2 separate regions of the Homo sapiens genome follow, and region 2 is linked to region 1. A link is a loop called in an ENCODE intact Hi-C map of the cell type or tissue named here. Cell type or tissue: HepG2. All regions are shown on one strand. Links, peaks and the distances in the headings refer to the core of each region. The heading gives the core; the rest is flanking DNA.

Region 1 (4,403 bases), core at 214-4,213:
GTCTAGTGTTGGCAAATGAACAAATACCAGTAGACCAACGGAACAGAAGACAGAGCCCAGAAATAGACCCACATAAATACAGTCAACTGATCTTTGACAAAGGAGCAAGAGCAATACAATGGAGCACAGATAATCTTTTCAACAAACCGTGCTGGAACAACTAGAAATCCACATGCAAAAAAATGACTCTAGACACAGATTTTACACATTTCACAAAAATTAATTTGAAATGAATCGCAAACCTAAATTTAAAACACAAAACTATAAAACTTCTAGAAAATAACGTAGTAGAAAATCTACGTGGCCTTGAGTTTGGCAATGAGTTTTAAAATACAATGTCAAAGGTACGATCTCTGAAAGAAATAATTGATAAGCTAGACTTTATTAAAATTAAGATTTCTGCTCTGCAATAGACACTGTCAAGAAAATGGAGAGACAAACCACAGACTGGCAGAAAATATTTGCCAAAGACATATCTGGTAAAGGATTATTATTGAAAACATACTAAGAACTCTTAAAACTCAACAATAAAAAAACAGCCTGATTAGAAAATGGGCCAAAGACTTTATCAGGCATCTCACCAAAGATAAACAGAAGGCAAATAAACATATTAAAAAGTGTTCCAGGTTGGACATGCCGGTGGCTCATGCCTGTAATCCCAGCACTTTAGGAGGCTGAAGTAGAAGGATCGCTTGATCCCAGGTATTTGAGACCAGCCTGGGCAACATTGGTGCAACCCCATCTTACAAACAAAAAAATAAGCCAGGTGTGGTTGTGCACACCTGTAGTCTCAACTACTCAGGAGGCCGAAGTGGGAGGAACGCTTGAGCCTGGAAGGTCAAGACTGCAGTGAACAATGATCGTGCCAATTTTGTGTGTGGGTTGAGTGAATATGGGAAATCTCTGTGCTTTCTGCTCAATTTTGTTGTGAACCTAAATCTGTTCTAAAAAATAAAGTCTATTTGAAAAATAAAAGGGTTCCTGAACATTTACCATCTGTAGACATTGTTATGAAAGAATTGAGGGTAAGTTTTAGCAGCCCCGAAAGGTAAACAGCTATTAGCAACTGAAAAACATCACGTTATTTTGAAATCTTTCAATAAGTGATTAATGGAGTCAACACTTATTGATTGGGAATATATATAATATCATTTCGTGTGTGTGTATACACACACACACACACACACACACACACACACACACACATATATATATATGAATGAAACAGCAAGAAAACATGTCTAACACTTAACTCCTTTAAGACTTGACTGTTTGAAGGCCAGGCGTGGTGACTCATGCCTGTAACCCCAGCACTTTGGGAGGCCAAGGCAGGCGGCTCACCTGAGGCAGGAGTTCAGGACCAGCCTGACTAACATGTTGAAATCCCATCTCTACTCAAAATATCAAAATTAGCCGGGCGTGGTGGTGGGCGCCTGTAATCCCAGCTACTTGGGATGCTGAGACAGGAGAATCGCTTGATCCCAGGAGGTGGAGGTTGCAGTGAGCCAAGATCACGCCATTGCACTCCAGTCTGGGCAACAGAGCAAGACTCTCAAAAAAAAAAAAAAAAAAAAAGACTTGGCTGTTTGAATTCTAGAGCATATTTTTCCTTAAAAGTGATGTAAGTTCTTCATAATCTTGTTACACACTCTCTCTGGGAAAATGCATTCCATATACGAATGGAAATACTCATATCATACCTATATGGGAAACTCCATAAAAGCAGCAATCATAAAAGGCTCAGTGCCTGGTACATTTATCCAGTCTAAGATCAACCAATAAGATGAACCATTAGTTTACAGACTGCTAAGAAAGCCAAGTAAACTGATACAATGCTTTCTTTTCATTTACAATTATTGAAGAAGCTTTTAGATAATTAGATTTTTCCATGTGTCAACCATGTACCTACATGAAAATTAAAATAAGTTGGCCAAGATTTTCTTAACACATCTTCACCTGCCCAGTTTGCCTCTTCTCAATCATTTTAACTCAGATGCTAATGTCCATTTCTTCCATCATATGCTCCACTATTGTCTCTGGGACATTTTTCTAGCTGTCCTATACTCAATATGCCAGTTTTGAGGCTGGTGCTTTTTTGTTCTTACCTAGTATCACGACAGAGGGCCTTTAGAATAACTAAGACTCATATCTTTGGTGACTAAAAGTGCCACAAGGTTAGCAGTTGTCGAGTCTTGCCGAAAGAATTACAAGTGGATCACTATACTCTTCAGTGAATATATTCTTTACTGTTCAGATACACATCTGTGAAAGCGATCAAGAACCTATATACTGGGTGAGTTATATGGGGGCTCTGGGACATCTGTTCCAGACTACTGAGTCATTTCTTCTTCAGTTTGGCTGAAGTGTGTGTGTGCATGTGTATGTGCAGGCGTGTAGATAAACGATAACATCTTTGGGTAAGAACTCTTAGGAATTGTTTTGCAGTTTATGATTAACTTATGGCTACAACTTTCAGCCACCACCAATTGTGCAAAGTATCACAGAAACTTTTCACAGCCTCTGCTCATGCCTTTGATCTCTGTAGTACCTTTAACATTTCAAAAAAAATTTACAGCCTTTTAAAGCACACTGAGTTTTTATCAGCATTTCCTATCTGTCTAAATTCAACTTTTTTTCCCAGTTAAATCACTAGAAAATAAGTAGCTACAGTTCAAAGTCAGCAGGAAGTTTGATAAATTGATGTTCTACGCTTCAACAACAGTCCTGTGTAACCTATGAATTGGACATACCAGCCTCTTACTGCTTTGAAATTCCTTTCATCTCTTTGAAGAGATCTACCAATTTTTCCTGCTTTCAGTTGCATAATTTGTCACCTAGGACGCAATACTTTTGCCATAACTCTGTAACACAGCTTCAGCTACTTGTCTTCTGCCTCAGGCCCTCCACAGTTCCTGGTTGCTTCTTTGCAAAAATAGCAACTGAGGTCATTCTTGTACAAAAATTTGCTTCACTAATCCCAAATTTACATCCTGTTGCTCTACTTCTATAACTTTCTACACATATAAACCCGTTTTTAAATTTTGAGTCACAATTTAAAATATTTGAAGATATTTTATATGCAACTAAACTCAATATGTGTTTACCAACAGTATACATCAACACAATTGTTATGTCCAAATTTGCACAAGCTCACATAATGACAATGACTTATCATTGCCATCTAGTCAATGGTGATAAGATGCTATCAACAGTAAATACATCCTGATTTCAGAGAAATTAAAATGTGGGGGCAAATGTACATTTCAAAAGTAAGGCATAAGTGGATACTCCTTTAATTTATGTAAAAAAATCATTTCCAAAAATGGACATCAGAAATTCCTCCCATCTCTGTATAGACATGCCATTCCTCCCATCAAGAAACAAAGTCCTGGTCCCTCACTTGTGACTTGCTTTCAGCAACAGAACATGGCAGAAGTGAGATTCTGAGACTTTAAGCTCAAGTATTAAGAAGCTTGGGCTACAGTCTAGAGAAGGGGTTGGTGAACTATGGTCCAGTGGGTCAAATCTGGTCTGTTTTTATACTGCCTCTGAGCTAAGGATAGCTTTCATATTTTAAAAGAGTTTTAAAATAAGAAAATATGTGACAGAGATCGTATGGGCCCCAAAGCTATGAGGCCTAAAGTATTTACTAACTGGCTGTATTTATTTGCTAGGGTTGCCTTAACAAAATACCACAGACTCAGTGGCTTCAACAACATAAATTTGTACCTTCACAGTTCTGGAGGCTAAAAGTCCAACATCAAGATGTCAGCAGAGTTTATTTCTTCTGAGGCCTCTCTCCTTGAAGGTGGTCTTCCCTGTCTGCATGTCTGTGTACTAATCTCCTTTTCTTATAAGGATATCAGTCATATTGAGTCATAATGAATTAGGGCCCACTTGACCTCATTTAACCTTTTTTTTTCTGAGACAGGGTTTCACTCTGTTGCCCTAGCTGAAGTGCAATGACATGATCATGGCTCACTGCAGCCTCTATTTCCTGGGCTCAAGCAATCCTGCCACTTCAGCCTCCCAGGTAGCTGGGACTACAGATGCATGCCACCATGCCTGGCTAATATGTGTGTGTGCGGGGGGGAGGGGGTGTGGTTTTTCTTTTTCAGGTAAAGACAAGGTTTACCATGTTGCCCAGGTTGGTCTTGAGCTTCTGGCCTCAAGTGATCCACCTGCCTCAGCCTCCCAAAGTGCTAGGATTACAGGTGTGAACCACCACACCCCGCGTTCATTTAATCTGAATTACCTCTTTAAAGGCCCTATCTCCAAATATAGTCACATTCTGAGGTACTAGGGGTTAGGACTTCAACATATGAATTTTGGGGGACACAATTCAGCCTTTAACACTGGTCTTTTTCAGAAAATGTTCCCAATCTCTGGGCCACACTATTGAA
Region 2 (4,403 bases), core at 99-4,098, 75 kb after region 1:
GTTTGAGTGATTCTGAAGATACTTCCAGCTCTGGCATCCTGTGACTCTATGAATTTAGAAATCTGTCATGCAAGAGGAGTTCAGGTGTAAATTTTGTTACTATAAATCACTTGCTCATCTAACAGGAATTGTTTACATGTAGCTGATGGTCTAATTTTTAAATGTTCAGAGTCCTAAAATTATGAACAGATTATATGTCAAAAATTAATTTGTAATATACAAGGTATATTATGGTTGAACTAGTTTTTGTGGTCTTAGGCTGGAAATTAAACACCTAGTATATAGAAGCAATAATATTTCAAGTATACATATTCATTTATAGCATTATTTCTATGGGAAAATGCACCCAGAATTCTAACTAGGATCTTCAAGAACAACTCTCCCCAGGTCAGTGCATGGAGCAGAAAGAGAAGGGAAAGGGATAGAATGTCTTCATGACTTTAATCCTAGTATTTGAAAAAAAAAAATCAAACCTTGCACCTACAAATTTCTGTCTTGATCCAGAAAGTCATTAGCATAAAAAAGATAATAGTGGCCTTCTCACCTAACGCCACCAACATGGTGTTCAGGCGCTTCGTGGAGGTTGGCCGGGTGGCCTATGTCTCCTTTGGACCTCATGCCGGAAAATTGGTCGCGATTGTAGATGTTATTGATCAGAACAGGGCTTTGGTCGATGGACCTTGCACTCAAGTGAGGAGACAGGCCATGCCTTTCAAGTGCATGCAGCTCACTGATTTCATCCTCAAGTTTCCGCACAGTGCCCGCCAAAAGTATGTCCAACAAGCCTGGCAGAAGGCAGACATCAATACAAAATGGGCAGCCACACGATGGGCCAAGAAGATTGAAGCCAGAGAAAGGAAAGCCAAGATGACAGATTTTGATCGTTTTAAAGTTATGAAGGCAAAGAAAACGAGGAACAGAATAATCAAGAATGAAGTTAAGAAGCTTCAAAAGGCAGCTCTCCTGAAAGCTTCTCCCAAAAAAGCACCTGGTACTAAGGGTACTGCTGCTGCTGCTGCTGCTGCTGCTGCTGCTAAAGTTCCAGCAAAAAAGATGACGGCCGCGAGTAAAAAGGCTTCAGCCCAGAAGGTTCCTGCCCAGAAAGCCACAGGCCAGAAAGCAGCACCTGCTCCAAAAGCTCAGAAGGGTCAAAAAGCTCCAGCCCAGAAAGCACCTGCTCCAAAGGCATCTGGCAAGAAAGCATAAGTGGCAATCATAAAAAGTAATAAAGGTTCTTTTTGACCTGTTGGCAAATGTAAAAAAAAAAAAAAAGATAATAGTGAGTATTTTATTATTTCAGGAAGGTAAAACAGATCTTTTAAAATGGCTCGTTGTATCATTATGTTCTCATTTAGTTATTTTCAGTATTTACTTTTTCTTTGTAAAATAAACGTGAAAGTGGCTTGTTAAATTTTTTTTAGAGAAATCTGAGTAATCTTCCCAGAGGCTCCTGAAGAAGATTTAACTTTTTTCTCATCTGATTTTCATATAATGTATTCAATTCTACAAGTTCTATTGCTAAAATGCCACACTGTGTGAGTGATGTCCATGTTTGGTGACTAAATTAACTATGTGACAAAACTGATATTTTCTTAAGGAAAAGTCTAATTTCATGAGGAAGTATTTGGTAGTTCATGGTGGTGTTAGATATGAGTTCTAAATTTCTTTACAAAGAATCAATATGTCAGTATGTTCAATTCTTTGCCTTCTATTTTTAAACTTCACTTCCTCATAAAGCAACCTTTTTCGATCACCTGCTCCACCCTGACTCATTTCAATCACCTGCTCCACCCTGACTCATTCCCATTACCGGCTACCTGGTCTGCCCTGACTCATTCCTTACCCTGCATAACCATTTTTTCCTGCCAAGCCATTCACCCTGTCACTTTCTTTCAATTAGCCAATGAGAATTAGTTTAGATGCTGCGGTATAACCCTAGCCAATAGGGGAACAACACAGCAGCAGGGGCCGCCTGCGTCAGGGATAAGAACCCCTTCCCCTCCCTTGTCCAAGTGTGCGCTCACCATTGCTCCATCTGTAAGGGTGCACCCTTCTATAGAGGTACCTTGCCTTGCTGAGAATTAAAAAGAAAATTTTATATTCAAGTGCTATTTTTTTTGCCGCACGGAAACTATTTATAACAGTGGGCTGCATGCCATCCTGAGAATTCATCTCTCAGAATTGTGGCCTATGCATTTCAGTTCATGCCAACTAACCAACTTTGAATATAATATTGTACTTTCCCTTCTAACTCTCTATTTATTTAGGTCTTTGTTGACTTAAAAGATTATCATTAGTGCAGCAAAGAGTGAAAGGCTCTGTGTTAGACCTGACAACTGTATTACTTTACTTGGGTGTCACTGACTGGTCTCTTAGGCTGTAGTTCATTCCACCTAGTTCCTGTTGATCATGGTTGGCAAGGTAAACTTTCTTGAAAACAATTTCTTCCACATTGGTCTTTAGTTTTATCCATTGTCTTTCAATCAAATATGAACATTTTAGCTCATATTTCAAGTTCTCTCCACCCCATCATCAGGCTTCTCCATGCCTGTTCAGCATAATTCACCTCATCTTGCTGCCCTTTGGCCTCTCTCTGTAAGCAGTTAGTCTGACCCAGGAGATCTTTTCAAACCTCTTTCATCTTCATTTGTACTGGAGCTTTGTGAAAGACAGGTGAGGTGATGGGCCATGTCCTCTGGTGCCTGACTTCCTTCCACCTTTTCTCAACAATCTGTATAGCACGTGTACTTATTGTAGCAACAACAGTCATAGTAATGATATCTTTTATTACTGAGTTCCTACCATGTAAGGCACTAAATTGTTTCATATGTATCATCTCTGCTAAAACAATAGCATGATTTAGGTAAATATGGGTATTATTATCTCCATTTTACAAACAAAATATTGAGATCCGAAGGATTAAGAAATGTACCCAAAGTCATACAGTTAGTCGATGTCAGAGCCAGGATTTAACCAGTTGGTATGCCTCTAGAGTTTTTTATCTTAACCATTATACTTTTCTGGCTCCTGCAAATGACCATGTGCTGTGAGGAGTACAAAGATGTAAAAGATCCAGTGCCTGTACCACAAAGTTGACTGTTTAGTTTGGTAGATTAGAGATGCACACAAATAACTTTTTTATAGGTCAGTGTGTGACAGGAACTGGAAAAATGGGCCTAAGTTGCAATGTGGATCTAGAGTTGGGAGAAGGCTGCCTAGAAGCTCTGAGACTTTAGTCTTGGAAAGATAGGTACCATTTTCATGGGTATCTAAACTATTCAAACTTAACATGTTATTTTATTCTGGCTTGCATGTTTATTTCGTTTTCTTTTGTTTTTGGCTTTCTTCTCAATTAGAGAAGTTCTTTTAAAGCAAGGTTCATGTCTTATGCCTCTGTATTTTCCATATATTACTAGCACAGTGTTATGTACATAGTAAATTATAAATAGTTTGTGATTAACCACTTAAAGATAAAATTTATTTATGAAAACAATTACATCAGCCTTTTCCAAAGTACACCTTACTAAGCAGTATTCTCTTAATTGTTCTTATGGAAGCTATATTTTCCCTTTCATTATATTCATCAACTTTCAAGTAGGAGTTTAATGTGTGTTTTTTCTACTAGACTGTTAAGACCCATGAGGACAAGGACTGTGTGTGTCCTGTATACCACTGAATCCTGGGTGCTTGCAATGTGTGCATATAGTAGTTGTTCAATAAATGTTCATTGAATAAATGAAATAGGTCTCTCAAGGAACCCGTTTAAAAAAGCCTTCCTTGACCTAGGGAGTTTATGAAATGCTGCATGGATATTATGCCATCCTCTTGAATATTCACAGTTGTATGTCGGCAGATGAAATCTCCAAAAACCTTGCAGCAAAGAAATCTGTTTAAAGTGGGTTATACAGTTTATTAAATTAAACTGAACTGATGAACTACCCTCCTCCTTTATTTCCCTTAGGAGAATTTGTTAATATTCTGTGAAATCACTGATGAGCAGACACTCTCAGGAAAGCCATTTTTGGGGGAATCTGATTGTAGCATTTGTCACACAATATTGTTACAACTATAGATCCCAAGAAATGTGCCCTCTTCTCAATCCTTTTCCAGCCAAAGGGACTGACCATTCCAAAAGATAGAAACCAGGACCACACCTTCCTAAGGTAACCTTGTCATCTACACAAAGAGGACTGCTCTATGCTCTTATTCATATTCTTTGTCAGTGTGTGACAAAGGCTTTTGTTCGCAATAGCCTGCCTGGTCGAGGAGAATTATTTTTATTGGGTTGTTTCCAGTATTTGTCTATAAGCTTCACATTTATTTACAAAGACTGTGAGAGAACTAACTTCACAGGGCTCAAAGAGGAATAATAAGGGTAAAAGATTAAAGGCTGTGTCTTTTAA

What was found. Hi-C counts contacts between places; a loop is a spot of excess contacts. Peaks named below come from ENCODE experiments on the same cell type or tissue, not always from the same donor. Only the 100,000 strongest peaks of a DNase experiment are listed, where the experiment ranks them.
Region 2: it touches region 1 in a loop (6-fold over the local background); 1 of 110 quality-filtered maps calls a loop at or near these places.

What each region holds. Positions count from the first base shown.
Region 1 is chr12:62,889,551-62,893,953 of GRCh38, forward strand. The region is part of intron 1 of PPM1H (protein phosphatase, Mg2+/Mn2+ dependent 1H); the gene reads right to left. All of the region lies in intron 2 of LOC105369795 (a long non-coding RNA gene), which reads left to right. Among named protein-coding and RNA genes, the nearest start is that of PPM1H, 43 kb to the right of the region's middle. In HepG2, for the core only: no CTCF peak of the experiment used is centred there; a DNase peak (open chromatin) is centred at 2,651; H3K4me3 peaks cover 428 bases.
Region 2 is chr12:62,964,767-62,969,169 of GRCh38, forward strand. It overlaps the pseudogene RPL14P1. Among named protein-coding and RNA genes, the nearest start is that of PPM1H, 32 kb to the left of the region's middle. In HepG2, for the core only: no CTCF peak of the experiment used is centred there; DNase peaks (open chromatin) are centred at 1,895 and 2,325; H3K4me3 peaks cover 731 bases.